Linked DNA regions of Homo sapiens: region 2 is linked to region 1. A link is an interaction called in ENCODE POLR2A ChIA-PET data of the cell type or tissue named here. Cell type or tissue: OCI-LY7. All regions are shown on one strand. Links, peaks and the distances in the headings refer to the core of each region. The heading gives the core; the rest is flanking DNA.

What was found. Peaks named below come from ENCODE experiments on the same cell type or tissue, not always from the same donor. Only the 100,000 strongest peaks of a DNase experiment are listed, where the experiment ranks them.
Region 2: POLR2A ChIA-PET joins it to region 1 with 7 read pairs; 2 of 35 experiments call an interaction of 5 or more read pairs at or near these places.

The regions. Positions count from the first base shown.
Region 1 is chr2:32,906,045-32,915,527 of GRCh38, reverse strand. No RefSeq gene overlaps it. Among named protein-coding and RNA genes, the nearest start is that of LTBP1, 36 kb to the left of the region's middle. In OCI-LY7, for the core only: a CTCF peak has its summit at 3,522; DNase peaks (open chromatin) are centred at 3,497, 4,397 and 5,547; H3K4me3 peaks cover 2,506 bases; H3K27ac peaks cover 4,111 bases.
Region 2 is chr2:32,958,816-32,963,815 of GRCh38, reverse strand. All of the region lies in intron 2 of LTBP1 (latent transforming growth factor beta binding protein 1), which reads right to left. Among named protein-coding and RNA genes, the nearest start is that of LTBP1, 14 kb to the right of the region's middle. In OCI-LY7, for the core only: no CTCF peak of the experiment used is centred there; no DNase peak of the experiment used is centred there.

The DNA of each region.
Region 1 (9,483 bases), core at 1,414-6,413:
ATAGAATCACAGAACCACTAGCGGTAAGTTTGAGAAATCATGGAGAGTGGGGAAAACGCCAGAAACCTTGGGGAATGTTCTGTTTTGCAATATACGTTGCGGAAAAAAAAAAACCAAAAACAATAGATTCTGAAAACTACAGACCATAAATCTGATGGGATTCTAATCAAGGAGAATGAGTGCTATTAGACCTTGCAGCGGTCAGAACACTTTTTTTTTTTTTTTTTTTTTTTTGTGAGACGGAGTCTCGCTCTGTCACCCAGGTTGGAGTGTAGTGGCGCTATCTCAGCTCACTGCAAGCTCCGCCTCTCGGGTTTATGCCATTCTCCTGCCTCAGCCTCCTGAATAGCTGGGACTACAGGCGCGTACCACCACACCCGGCTAATTTTTTTGTATTTTTAGTAGAGACGGGGTTTCACCGTGTTAGCCAGGATGGTCTCAATCTCCTGACCTCGTGATCCGCCCACCTCGGCCTCCCAAAGTGCTGGGATTACAGGCATGAGCCACCACGCTGGCTTTTCTATTTTTATTTTTTTGTTGTTGTTGTTGTTGTTAGTGAAGGATGTTGTCAAACTAGAGTCTTCCAACAGAGAGTGATTACTGCCATGAGAAAGTCAGAAACCATGCCATACAAAGGAAGGTTGAGCAGTATAAATAGCACAGATGTAAGATGCCTAAGAAGGGTATCAAAGATCTGGCCACACATGGTGGCTCACACCTGTAATCCCAGCACATTGAGAGGCCGAGGCGTGTGGATCACCTGAGGTCAGGAGTTCGAAACCAGCCTGGCCAACATGGTGAAACCCCATCTCTACTAAAATTACAAAAAAATTAGCTGGGCGTGGTGGTGGGTGCCTATAATCCCAGCTACTTGGGAGGCTGAGGCAGGAGAATTGCTTGAACCTGGGAGGTGGAGGTTGCAGTGAGGTGAGCCAAGATCACACCATCGCACTCCAGTCTGGGCAACAAGAGCAAAACTCTGTCTCAAAAAATAAAAGGGTATCAAAGATCTGAAATGTGATCATGTATATGAAGCTGCAGAATTATTGCATGTTGCCTTAGAATTGGAAACAATAGTAGAAACAGAATTAGAACCAACTGTAGAAATTTTAAGTAAGCAGATTTTTTTTCCTCAGTATTTGAAAGGATTTTCTGTTTGTTCATTCATTCAACAAATTTATTGAGCACTTCCTTTGTGCCAAACACTGCACTAGGCACTGAGGGTGCATGATAGATAGGGTTCCTACTTTCATGAGATTTACAGTATTATGGGGGAAAACAAACAATAAACAAGTAAATAAGCAACATAATCACAGATGGTAGCAGAAACCAGGAAGGAAAGAATAGGGAATGAATAGAGAATAGCAGGAAGTGTCTACTTTTAAAATGGCGAGGGATGACTGGGTGAGGTGGCTCACACCTGTAATCCCAGCACTTTGGGAGGCCGAGGTGGGCAGATCACCTGAGGTCCGGAGTTCAAGACCAGCCTGGCCAACATGGTGAAACCCTATCTCTACTAAAAATACAAACATTAGCTGGGTGTGGTGGTGCATGTCTGTAATCCCAGCTTCTCGGGAGGCTGAGGCAGGAGAATCGCTTGAACCTGGGTGGCAGAGATTGCAATGAGCCAAGATGGCACCATTGCACTCCAGCCTGGGCAACAAGAGTGAAACTCTGTCTCAAAAAATATAAATAAAATAAAACAAAATGGTGAGGAAAAACCTCTCTGAGGAGGTGACATTTGTGCCAAAACCTACATGCAACAAGGGTGGGGCTATGTAACACTTTGGGTCAGAGATATCAACAGGTGCAAAGGCCCTGAGACTGGAAAGAGTTTGACTTGTTCCCAGAACCGAAAGGAACCAGGATCAGAGATGTGGTGAGCAAGAAAGGGGGAAAGTGAGATTATGAGATAAGGTTGAAGAGAGACACAGGAAGCAGGGAATAAGATGTTGCCATCCTAAGGAATTTAGGATGTCTTGTAAGAGATGTGGGAAGCCATCCAAAGTTTTGAGAAGAAAAGTCAGATGATCTGATGGATGCGTTTTGATGATCATTCCAGCTGCTCTGTGATCAAGGATCAGTGAGGGACCAGAGGGGAAGCAGGAAGCATATTTTGGAGGCTACTGTAGTTTCCAGATGAGAGATGGCAGTGCAGGCAATCTCCAACTTACAATAGGTCGACTTGCAATTTTTCAACTCTATGGTGGTGCAAAAGCAATACATATTCAGTAGAAACCGTACTTCAAGTACCCATACAACCATTCTGTTTTTCACTTTCAGTACAGTATTCAATAAATTACATGAGATATTTGACACCTTATTATAAAATAGGCTTTGTATTAGATGACTTTGCCCAACTATAGATTAATGTAAGGTGGGCTAAGCTAACCTATGATGTTCAGTAGGTTAGAGGTATCGAAAGCATTTTCAACTTAAGATATTTTCAATTTGTGATGGGTGTATCAGGAGAAAACACCATCATAAACCGAGGAGCATCTGTACTGAAAATTAAGGGCGTAGAGTTGAGTTACAGAGTTAATTGAAAATGCTTTTGAGATACCAGAGAAAGAATTTACTGATGAGTTGAATATGGAGTTTGAGAGATTAGAAGAAAAATGACTCAAGGATCCAAAAATGGACTTGGATGACAGGCACTGAATGGCCACACCTGAGAGGACACTGCAAAAGGGAACCTGGGACTAGGCTGACAGAATGGGCTGGAAAAACTAAGGTTGCATTTGATTCAGTGATGACAAAAGAACTCCTGAAAATATGTGTCAAGCACCTACTTGGTGCTGCAGATCTACAAAACCTCCAAAGAACTGGCCTTTGATTTGACACAATTCTTTTTTTTTTTTTTTTTTTTTTTTTGAGACAGAGTCTCACTCTGTTGCCCAGGCTGGAGTGCAGTGGCACGATCTCGGCTCACTGCAACCTCCGCCTCCCACGTTCAAACAATTCTCCTGGCCAGGCACAGTGGCTCACGCCTGTAATCCCAGTACTTTGGAAGGCTGAGGTGGGTGGATCACGAGGTCAGGAGATCGAGACCATCCTGGCTAACACAATGAAACCCCGTCTCTACTAAAAATACAAAAAATTAGCCAGGCGTGGTGGCGGGTGCCTGTAGTCCTAGCTACTTGGGAGGCTGAGGCAGGAGAATGGTGTGAACCTGGGAGGTGGAGCTTGCAGTGAGCCGAGATCACGCCACTGCACTCCAGCCTGGGTGACAGAGTGAGACTCCGTTCAAAAAAAAAAAAAAATTATCCTGCCTCAGCCTCCCAAGTAATTGGGATTATAGGCATGTGCCACCATGCCCAGCTGATTTTTGTATTTGTAGTAGAGACGGGGGTCTCACCATAACATGTTGACCAGCCTGGTCTTGAACTCCTGACCTCAGGTGATCTGCCTGCCTCGGCCTCCGAAAGTGCTGGGATTACAGGCATGAGCCACCATGCCTGGCCAATTTGGCACAATTCTTAAACTGCAAGTGGTTATAGAAACTTACAGTGCTCCCAGTGGCAAAGTTGTATATATACTTTACTATATATAAATAAAGATAGATAGATGATAGATAGATAGATAGATAGATAGATAGATAGATAGATAGATAGATGATAGACAGATCACACACACACACACACACACACACACACACATACACACAGCTTATAAAATTGTGGACCTTTTCTCATTACTTAAAATATAGAAGGCACCCATGATTCCAATGCACATAATACACATTAATACCCAACAGACACAAATACCACACATTTTACTCAAGACAGCACAACATTCTCATCTCGTTATATTATCAGAAGAAAACTATCCCTTAAAAGACAAGTTTTTGAAATTCAATGACCTTAAGACGTTTCCATGTCAGAATGGATTTCAAAAATGAATCTCTACCACTCCCAATAATATCACTTTCCATTATGAAGAAATTCCTGCCCTCAAGTATCATAAATATTGAGTCCTAATAGCAGAACACATGAGGATTTAACCATGGCAAGAATTTTTGTTAGAATATATTGATCTTAAACAGATAACCAGGCCCAAACCACAGACAACTGTTAAGTCTAACTCTGTTGCGTTGTCAGCCACTGTATCCTATGTGATACTGGCAATAATTAAACATAGGATTTAAACTCCAAATCACAAACAGCTTACACTCAGCTGCACCACTCAAGCTATAACTAGGCCACACAAAATATCACTGACTCAATTAAGTGTACGTGGGAAGCTCACCCTGGGTCCTTTTCTCAACATTAAATTGATTTTACATTTAATTTTCTTTGTGGTAAGAAAAAAAAGAGGAGCAAGAAATAAGCAGCAATGTTGGCCGGCAGGTGTGGTTTTGCATATTTCTTATTCAGAGACCTAGCCTGCGGTTTCAGTTCTGATGGAGTGTTTTGTCTAACTGTCTGGGCTGCAACGTGTGTCGTCCCACAATTTGTCACACCATAAGAGTTGCATATTTGGGGACAGAGATAGCACATAACATATGGCAAAATGTACTAACCTTGCCAATCAAGATCTTTGGCCGCGGGTAATTTCTTAAACTGAATGTCATGAACTCATCAGAATTCTGGTGCCCATTGAGGAATGGGTGAAAACCTCTACCAGCCAGAGTCAGCCTGGAAGACACGCTTGTTAAAACCCACAAAATGTAAATGGCTAAAGAGTTTTCATACGGTAGTAACTTTTTGAATGATTCTTTGGAGAAAACAATGTCTGGAAAAGAAAGATTTTACTACCAGATGCAGGTTGCAGCGGAAAAAAACCTTAATGGTGTTAGGATGTCTTAAAAAATATCTACTACTGATTTTTTTCCCATTCAACATTTGTTTTATGCAGTTGTGCTGGTGAAATGTCTTTAGAGAAAATTGCACAGTTTACAGGATAATGGAGTCAGCCAGTTGAACCAAGCCTTGCAGACAATGCAGGGTCGATTGATTAAGCATGCTCTCATCAGAATGATTCCATGCGGTCAGGAGTAGGCATCTGGGAAGCTTCTCTTTTTAAAAATCATACTACTGGCATTCTGCTTATTTTTATCCACAAGAGAAAAGTAATTATGAGCTTTTGAGTAAACAGGAGAGAGAAGCCACACAAAAATATGGGCCTGCCAACGCGGAGAAGCAATGGAGAAGAGACTTGCGGGAGATTAATGTTGGGGACAGAAAGGGAAGGCTAGAAATGTTGAAGGGCAAGTCAGAAAACCTTCCAAAATAATTTTTAAAAAGATATTCAGGCCAGGCGCAGTGGCTCACACCTATAATCCCATCACTTTGGGAGGGTGAGGTGGGCGGATCACTTGAAGTCAGGAGTTTGAGACCAGCCTGGCCAACATGGTGAACTCCTGTCTCCACTAAAAATACAAAAATTAGCCGGGAGTGGTGGTGGGTGCCTTTAATCCCAGCTTCTTGGGAGTCTGAGGTAGGAGAATCGCTTAAACCTAAGAGGCAGAGGCTGCAGTAAGCAGAGATAGTGCCACTGCGCTCCAGTCTGGGTGACAGAGCAAGACTGTGTCTCAAAAAAAAAAAAAAAAAGATATTCAGAGTATCGTAAAGGGGAGGATGGAAGAAAAACCACCTGGGCCCCTCTGGGAGCTCTTTCTTCCTGAGTCATAAAACCCTTCTGGTTTTCCCTTCTCTGGAACCACTGTCCACAATCTAGAAACAATGTGTTCTTATTTCCAGTTTTGGAAAAATAACCATGAAAATAATGTTAGGGTAGTTTTAATACAAAAGAGAGGAAATTTTCATTGCAGCAAATTAATCTGGATATTGGAGAAGTGGCCGAATGCTAAGATAGTGGGGAAACAGCAGTGACAATTGTGTCCCCAAAAGTACTACTCCTTGTTTTTGGTCCCAGCCGCCTGCACATGTGCTTTGGTCTTACATAGGAATGGTTAAGAATGGGTTTGCTTTAGAGTTCATTCAATGGAACAAATATCTATTGCATATTTACTATGGCCTTCCTGCAGATTTAGGGATGTGGCATGGACAGATTTTCTAAGGCAGCGCCAGGACTTTGATCTTCCAGGGGCCCTGGCATCTGTTCTTGTCATCTGCACATTCATACGCATGTAGCAAGGCAAACAGCAAGACCAAGGAACAGCAATCTGAATCCCCAATGAGTTGTATGGTTTGCCTAAGCTAACAGAGTTGAGATTTCCGCTTATTGCAATGATAGCATCTCGCTAACGCAAGCCAAGAGGCAATCAACTCATTTGGATTATAAAATATTCTATATGCTTCTAAACAGAGAATACTGTTTTAGAGATGAATCCTAAATTTCCTAGGCTTGCTGGACTTTGTTTGCAGTATTATGGGCCAAATTGTGATGGTTCTCAGCCCCTGCATGGAACGTTCACCAGCATCTCCTCAAAGGTTCTCCCCAGTTAACAAAAGGGTGCCAGGGTAGTTGCAGCTTCTGGTGCTCAGGAACAAGCCCACCCTTCCTCTCCTGCTCAAGTTTCGTGCCACCATGAGGTGCTGGCGGCCACTGTGAGAGCCTTGCCCTGCAATGCCTGGCTTTCCTCTGTAGCAGCATCTCTGAGATTTCAGAATGCCAGCGCTACAGGGAGGCTAGCATGGCCCACATGCCAAATCTTGCACGCTGGGCTAAGAAGCCACTTGCTCAACCCCAAGCCTCCAAGATGTTTCACGAACACAGATCCTGTGGCTTTTGTCCTAAGCTATTTCGTGGGGGGGGCATGTGCTTTCCAGCTTGCCAGCCTGCCCAATCCACTCTGTTTCATTCCTCTCTGGCCCCCATAGGCCATTCATTTGTGAGCCCTCCATTCAACCAGTGGATTGGCTGCTGGTGAAACTGCAAGTACTGTAGCAAGTTATGGAGAAGGGGAATGGTTTGGGGGAGGTAGGGGATGTCTACTACCCCCTAAGGTCCCACTCTGGGAAGTCATCTTCACCATGGAAACATTCCCCTCCCAGACTCTGGAAAGACCGATGGTTCACTCTGGGTAAGAGTCACGGGGTTAAAGATGATGTCCATCTAGATGGGAAGGGGATGTAGGTTGGGAGACCATGGTTCTGTGTCTGTCTCTGTCATTCACTGGCTGTCTTACCTGTAGTGGTCACCCCACCTCTCTAGGCCTTGTCAATAGAATCAGGGTCTCACCCAGCAGGTGTCTGAGTTCTTTTTGAGCTCTCAATGTTCTAAGGATGTGATACTGTGATACAAAATGGAGTCAGTTTTCTATCTTTTGATGAGAAAGCTTTATACTTGTCAATAAAGGAATCATTATTATCTAAGTCAGGAAAGTTTTTACAGCATTTAAAATATATACAAAAACCCAAGAGAAGTGAAAACATGACCACAGACCACACAAAAATTTGTTTATGAAGGCTTATATCAGCATTCTTCATAAGAGCCCAAAATGTGGAAATAACCCAAAAATGTCTATCAATTGATGAATGGATGAACAAAATGTGGTATAATCATACAATGAAATATATATATATATATATATATATATATATATATATATATATATATATATTTTTTTTTTTTTCCTTTAAGTTAGACTTGCTTTAGACAATGTAGTATTATTTGGCAATAAAAGGGAATAAAGGATTGGTACATAACTACAACATGTGTGAACCTTGAAAACAGTATGCTAAGGAAAGAAGCCAGACATACACACAAACACACTCGCACACACACACACAAGGCCACATACTGTATGATTCTATTTATATGAAATGTCCAGAATTGGCAAATCCATAGAGACAGAAAATAGATTCGTGGTTGCCAAGGGCTGTGGGGAGCGGTGAATAGGGAGTGGGTGCTAATGTGTAAGAAGTTTTCTGGGCTGGGTGCAGAGGCGCACGTCTGTAATCCCAGCACTTTGGGAGGATGAGACAGGTGGGCCTGGGCAAGATGGGGAAACTCTGTCTCTATAAAAAATACTAAAATTAGCTGTATGTGGTGGTGCACGCTGATAATCCCAGCTATTGGTGGGGGAAGCGGGCTCTGCGAGGGAGGTGGAAGGATAGCTTCAGTCCGGGAGGCCAAGGCTGCAACAAGCCAAGACCATGCCACTGCACTGCAGCCTGGGTGACAGAGAGAGATCCGGATCCTGTCTCAAAAAAAAAAAAAGTTTTCTTTTATTTAATTGTCTAGTATGAATATGTCACATTGTGTTTATCAATCATCAGTTGATGGACAATTGGGTTGTTTTTGCTTTTGGGTTATTATTAATAATGCCGCTATGACCATTCATGTATGTTTTTGTATAAACATATGCCTTCAATTCTCCTGGGTATATACCTAGGAGTGGAGCTGGGTCATATGGTAACTTTGTGTTTAACTTGTAGAGGTACTGGAAACTGTTTTCCAAAGTGGCTGCACAATTTTATATTCCCTCTAACAATGTATGAAGGTTCCAGTCTCCACAGCCATGCCAACGCTTGTTATTTTCCATTTAAAAGAAATTTATTATAGCATCCTAGTGAGTGTGAAGTGGTATCTAATGTGGTTTTGATTTTTACTTCCCTGACGGCTAATTATGTAGAGCATCTTTTCATGTGTGTATTGGCCATTCGTATATTAGAGAAGTGTCTATTCACATGTTTTGACCACTTTTAAGTTGAGCTATTTGTCTCTTTATTGTTGAATAGTAAGAGTCCTTCATATATTTTAGATACTAGACCCTTACCCAATATAAGATTTGCATATATTTTCTCCCATTCTGTAGGTTGTTTTTTTACTTTCTTGATAGTCTCTTTTGACACACAAAAATGTTTAATTTTGATGAAATCTGATTTTTCTCTCTTTTTTTAGTTGCTTGTGCTTTCAACATCATAACTAAAAAACCATTGCCAGCCAGGTGCAGTCGCTCACGCCTGTAATCCCAGCACTTTGGGAGGCTGAGGCAGGCAGATTACTTGAGGTCAGGAGCTCAAGACCAGCATGTCCAACATGGTGAAACTCCATCTTGACTAAAAATAAAAAAATTGGCTGGGTGTGGTGGCCCACACCTGTGGTCCCAGCCACTCAGGAGACTGAGGCAGGAAAATCGCTTGAACCCGGGAGGCAGAGGTTGCAGGGAGCCCACATCACACCACTGCACTCCAGCCTGGGTGACAGAGCAAGATTCTGTCTCAAAACAAAAACAAAAACAAAATTGCTAAATCCAAGGTCGCAAAGATATATACCTGTTTGCTTCTAAGGGTTTTACACTTTTAGCTTTTACACTTGGGTCTTTTGATCCATTCTAATTCTTGTATATGGTGTGAGGTAGGGTTCCAGATTCATTTGTTTGCCTGTGGATAAGCAGTTGTACCAGCACCAATTGTTGAAAAGAAACATTCTTAACCTATTGAATGGGCTTGATATTCTAGTTGAAAATCAATTACCATAGATGTATGGGTTTATTTTTGGAATCTCAATTCTGCTCCATTAGTCTCTATGCCTAGTCTCTGCCAGCACTACACTGCCTTGTTTACTTAAGCT
Region 2 (5,000 bases), core at 1-5,000, 50 kb before region 1:
GCCAAGGGGTCTACTACCAGGGGTTCCAATTTGGTAGGTGTGTGGGAAAGTCCCACAACCTGCATTTGTTACGCATCCCACAGGGGTTCTGTTGTAGGAGGTCCTGGAACCACACCTTGATAAATGTGGCTTTGAAGAATATGAAGAAGTGTGGTTTAGGCATCTTTTATGTTAAGGAACAGAACAGAATTAGGAAGACCTAAAGGTACAAAACACATTTATAGGTATATTCACTGAATGAAAACTGGTTTCTTTGCCACTCCTCAGTGAGCATACAGTATAGAATGTGTATTAATGTGCATGGTGGTCAGGTGCAGTGGCTCACACCTGTAATCCCAGCACTTTGGGAGGCCAAGGTTGGAGAATCACTTGAAGCCAGGAGTTCAAGACCAGCCTGGGCAACACAGCGAGACCTCACCTCTACAAAAAAGTTAAAAAAAAAAAATAGCTGGGCATGGTGGCATGCATCTGTAGTCCTAGCTACTCGGGGGGCTGAGGCACGAGGATCACTTGAGCCCAGGAGTGCAAGATCACAGTGAGCTATGATCACGCCACTACTCTCCAGCCTGGGTTACAGAGTGAGACCTTGTCTCTGAATAACAATTAATAATAACAGTAACAACATACACAGCTACATCTTATCCGATTGCAAGGTTCCCATCTGAAACTGGGGAAAATGATCCATTCCACTGGGCTTTATACCATATAAACTCATCCTTAGGCAGAAATGAAGGGGGAAAGGGTAAATGAAGCCTCTACTCTCAAGGCCTGGAGCCCAAAAGAGCTGATTTCCCTGTCCCCCTCATCACACCACAAGTGATCACAGTAGGGTGGGGGGATGTGGAAAGGGAGGAGGAGATGGGTTCTGCTAGAGCAGTGGTTCTCAAGCCACAGCTGTATCAGGATCCCCAAGAGGCCTGGTTAAAACACAGATGGCTGGCCCCATCCCAGAGCTCCTGGTTTAACAGGGCTGGAGAGTTTGCATTTCTAACAAGTTCCCAGGCGGAGCTGACGCCCCATTCCAGGGTCTATACTTTGAGAGCCACGAGGCTAAGTGTCTGTGAGGTGCCATTCAAGCACTCTGTATTAAAGGAAGAAATGGGGAAATTTTGCCAGAGAAAAGAGCCTTTAACACTCAAAACAAAGCATTCCAAACTTACACAGGGACATTTGTTGTAATATACATTCTCGTAAAACAAAAAGAACCATTTAATAACATAATCTCAGTATTCATTGATTTAAATGGATTTCAGCTGGTCTTCCACTCGAAACAAACGTAACTTGCAATGCTTACTAATCAAGAAACCTTACTGAGGGTCTATTGTATATAAAGAGAACCGCTGTGTAGGCCAATCTCCTAAATGGATGAAAAAGTAAAACAAAAACAGTCTCTACCTTTAATTTACTTATTGTCTGTATTATTTCACCTTCAATTACTATGAAATTTTGGACTAACTTAACATAACCTTTTCACTATCTCAAAATAAAAGAAACAGGGCTCTCTTGAAAGAATTCTTGTCTTTGCACGAACCCTACTTTTAGGAGAATAAAATAAATTCCAGGGAGGGTAGAATTAAAGTGGAGATGTAGGTGTTTTTGTTTATTTTCAAACCAACTTCTAGGAGGTGTACCAGAGACATTGTTGGTAAACTCGATGGTCAATATAAACATCAGAGACACCAATTCTTTAGTTACCAAAAACTCATTGAAAATGGGTACATTTTATGCATTCCATTTTTCAAGACAAGAAATGCACCAACACATTATTAAAAAAAGTGTACAAACTGGTCATAAAAACCTTATTAATAAGGTCACCTTATGTTTATATGGCCCTTCTGTGAAGCATTGAAGGATTTTTTTTTTTTTTTTTGAGACGGAGTTTCACTATTGTTGCCCAGGCTGGAGTGCAATGGCACAATCTTGATTCACTGCAACCTCCACCTCCTGGTTCAAGTGATTCCCCTGCCTCAACCTCCCAAGTATCTGGGATTACCGGCGCCCACCACCACGCCCGGCTAATTTTTGTATTTTTAGTAGAGACGGGGTTTCACTATGTTGGCCAGTCTGGTCTCGAACTCCTGACCTCAGGTGATCCGCCAGCCTCAGCCTCCCAAAGTGCTGGGATTACAGGCATGAGCCACCACACCCGGCCCCTTTTGTGAAGCACTGTGATGAGCCTCATTTGACTTGATCTTTACCACAAAATGGCAGGCGGAGTCAATGACTAATTCAACGTGTAAATTAGATGTTGAGGTGGGGGGGATGAACAAAACCTCAGAAGAGCATACAAATGTTCCAAAAATATTTAACTTCCACTTTAACACATCCTATCAGCTCTCTGTAGATTTTCTATGATCATCAAAATAAAATTTTTAATCAATTTTTAAAGGATTGAACATTTTTTTAAATTTAGTACCATGTAAGGATCCCCATTAATTTGACTTTTAACACAATAGTGACCAGTGACTTGGCTTTCTTCACCCTCACACTTTCATCCTAAACCGCAGCCTCGCAGCTCCCTGCTGAGGGTCTTGCCTTTCCACGAGAGCTCGGCAGAGACCCGGAGGTCCAGTCAGCACAAGGCTGGTCTGGCAATCTGGGCACCAGGCAGGTGGTCAGGCTATGAGAATAATTTGTGTGTGGACTTGGGTACTTCACTGTTCCACGTGCAGTTTTTCTCATCAATAAAAAATAGCAATCAAAGTGATCTAATGAATTTTCTACGTAAGATATTTTTCCATGCCTTAAAAAATACTAAATCCTTTATTTTCTTTAATTTCTTAGTAATAAAATACACTTGCATGCACTCGTGTTTTATAGTACTTGTGTTGACTGTGCTTGTGTTGTACAGTCCCCTCTTGTTATCTTATCTGTGGCCTCACACAGCCTAGAAGACTTGACTTGGGATCCAACCCTATCTTATATCACCTATTACAGCAGCCCTCACTGACAACCCAACGATAATGACCTATGTTCCCACAACAAGCCAGGCCTATCCCCACTCCAAGGCCTTTGTGCTAGCCATTCTGTTGGCCTAAAATACTCTTCTCTCAGACCCTTTCATATCACACAGGCCTCACATGTCACTTCCTATAGAGACTTTCTTTTAGCCCTCTCCCCACCTCCAGTTCCAGCTCCTGTCACTCTCTAGCCTGTGACCCTGTTTTAGTTTTTTCAAGTACATGGTACTTGGGGATCTAAAATTAGAGGGAAAAAAAATCATACAACATTCATTTTACTTAGTCCCAAATCTCTATCAGATGATGATATTGAGCAGAAAGATTCTAAAATTGGCAGGGAGAAAGAAAAAGTCATCTTAACACCTTCCGTGTACCAAAACCTACTATATAGGAGCTTGGTGAAAGTACAACAAATCAATCCATTCATTCATTCATTCATTCATTCATTCATTCATTCCATAAAGGTGTACATGCTTACCAGGTACTGAAGACAAAAAGATGGCTATAGTATAATCCCTACCCTCATAGAGCTCACATTCAAGCAGCAATGCCAGACAATACATAAATGTCTGTGATGCAATGTGACAAGCATTCAGAGCAAAGAGGATGTGTATGCCTGACATTCACAACAACATGAATGAAGTTGTGTGATGAGGGTACTCTTCCCGTCTGAAGGTTGAGAAAAGTCTCAGAGGAGTTCATTAATCTGCTTGAAGTTTCACAGCCAATGAAGAGGCAGGAGTATCCTCACCCTTGAATCATTGTAGTAAATGATTTATGAAGGTGAAGTGATAAGTCTCGGCTCATTTAAATAGCTTTTACAATAATCATATTTTGAAGATGCTAAGTGTTAACTGTCTACTCGCTATGGTGTGAACATGAAATGCATATGGGAGGATGGAGACTCTACATTTTAATTAAAAATAGCAATAATAGGGTGGGTGTAGTGGCTCACACCTGTAATCCCAGTACTCTGGGAGACCAAGGCAGGTAGATTACCTGAGGTCAGGAGTTCAAGACCAGCCTGGCCAAAGTGGTGAAACCCCATCTCTACTAAAAATATAAAAATTAGCCAGGTGTGGTGGCAGATGCCTGTAATCCCAGCTACTCGGGTGGCTGAGGCAGAAGAATCGCTGGAACCCAAGAGGCGGAGGCTGCCGTGAGCTGAGATCACGCCACTGCACTAGAGCCTGGGCGACAAAGCAAGACTCCATCTCAAAAAAAAAAAAAAAAATATATATATATATATATATATATACACGTACATATATATACATATACATACACACACACACACACACACACATATATATACAGCAATAATAAAATGAAGTTCATGAAAGATTAAAAGCCACATTGGAATTGTCTGGTAATTCTACAAAGAAATAAAAACATGTTTAAATTTACAAAGACAAAAGATCCTTATCCTTCTATTTTCCTTACTTTATTATCATATTTTCCATTGGTGGCTTCTTACTGGTAGCATGCTATCTCCTCTATAAAAATTCCCTCTAACTGCATTATCTAAATCCCTCCGAAGAGTCGCCTCCAGCCACTCGGTTTTCACCTCTAAATAACTGATCTCATCAGTTCAGTAAAGTTGGCCACATCAACTTCGGATAGCAACACCTTCCTCCAATTCATCTTCCCATCCACTGACCAAATTCATCTTTCCTTTGGCCCAGCAGAACCAAGAGCATGCATTAAAAAACCAGCCCATCCATCTTCTAGTTTACAAAACACAACATTTTCAAACTGTTTACTTATGTCCATGCCAACAATATTACTCAAATGTGGTGGAGTAAAAAAGCCACAGGGAATAGTGTAGTTGGCCAAGAGCAGTATTTGGGGATCTAAAATTACAGGGAAAATCATACAACATTCATTTTACTTAGTCCCAAATCTCTATCAGATGATGATGTTGAACAGAAAGATTCTAAAATTGGCAAGGAGAAAGGAAAAGTCATCTCAAAGTTTGGGCCATGCCAGAGCAGCCTTACAGAGCAAAGGCAGGAGGAAACAGAGTAAGGTGTTGTGCCC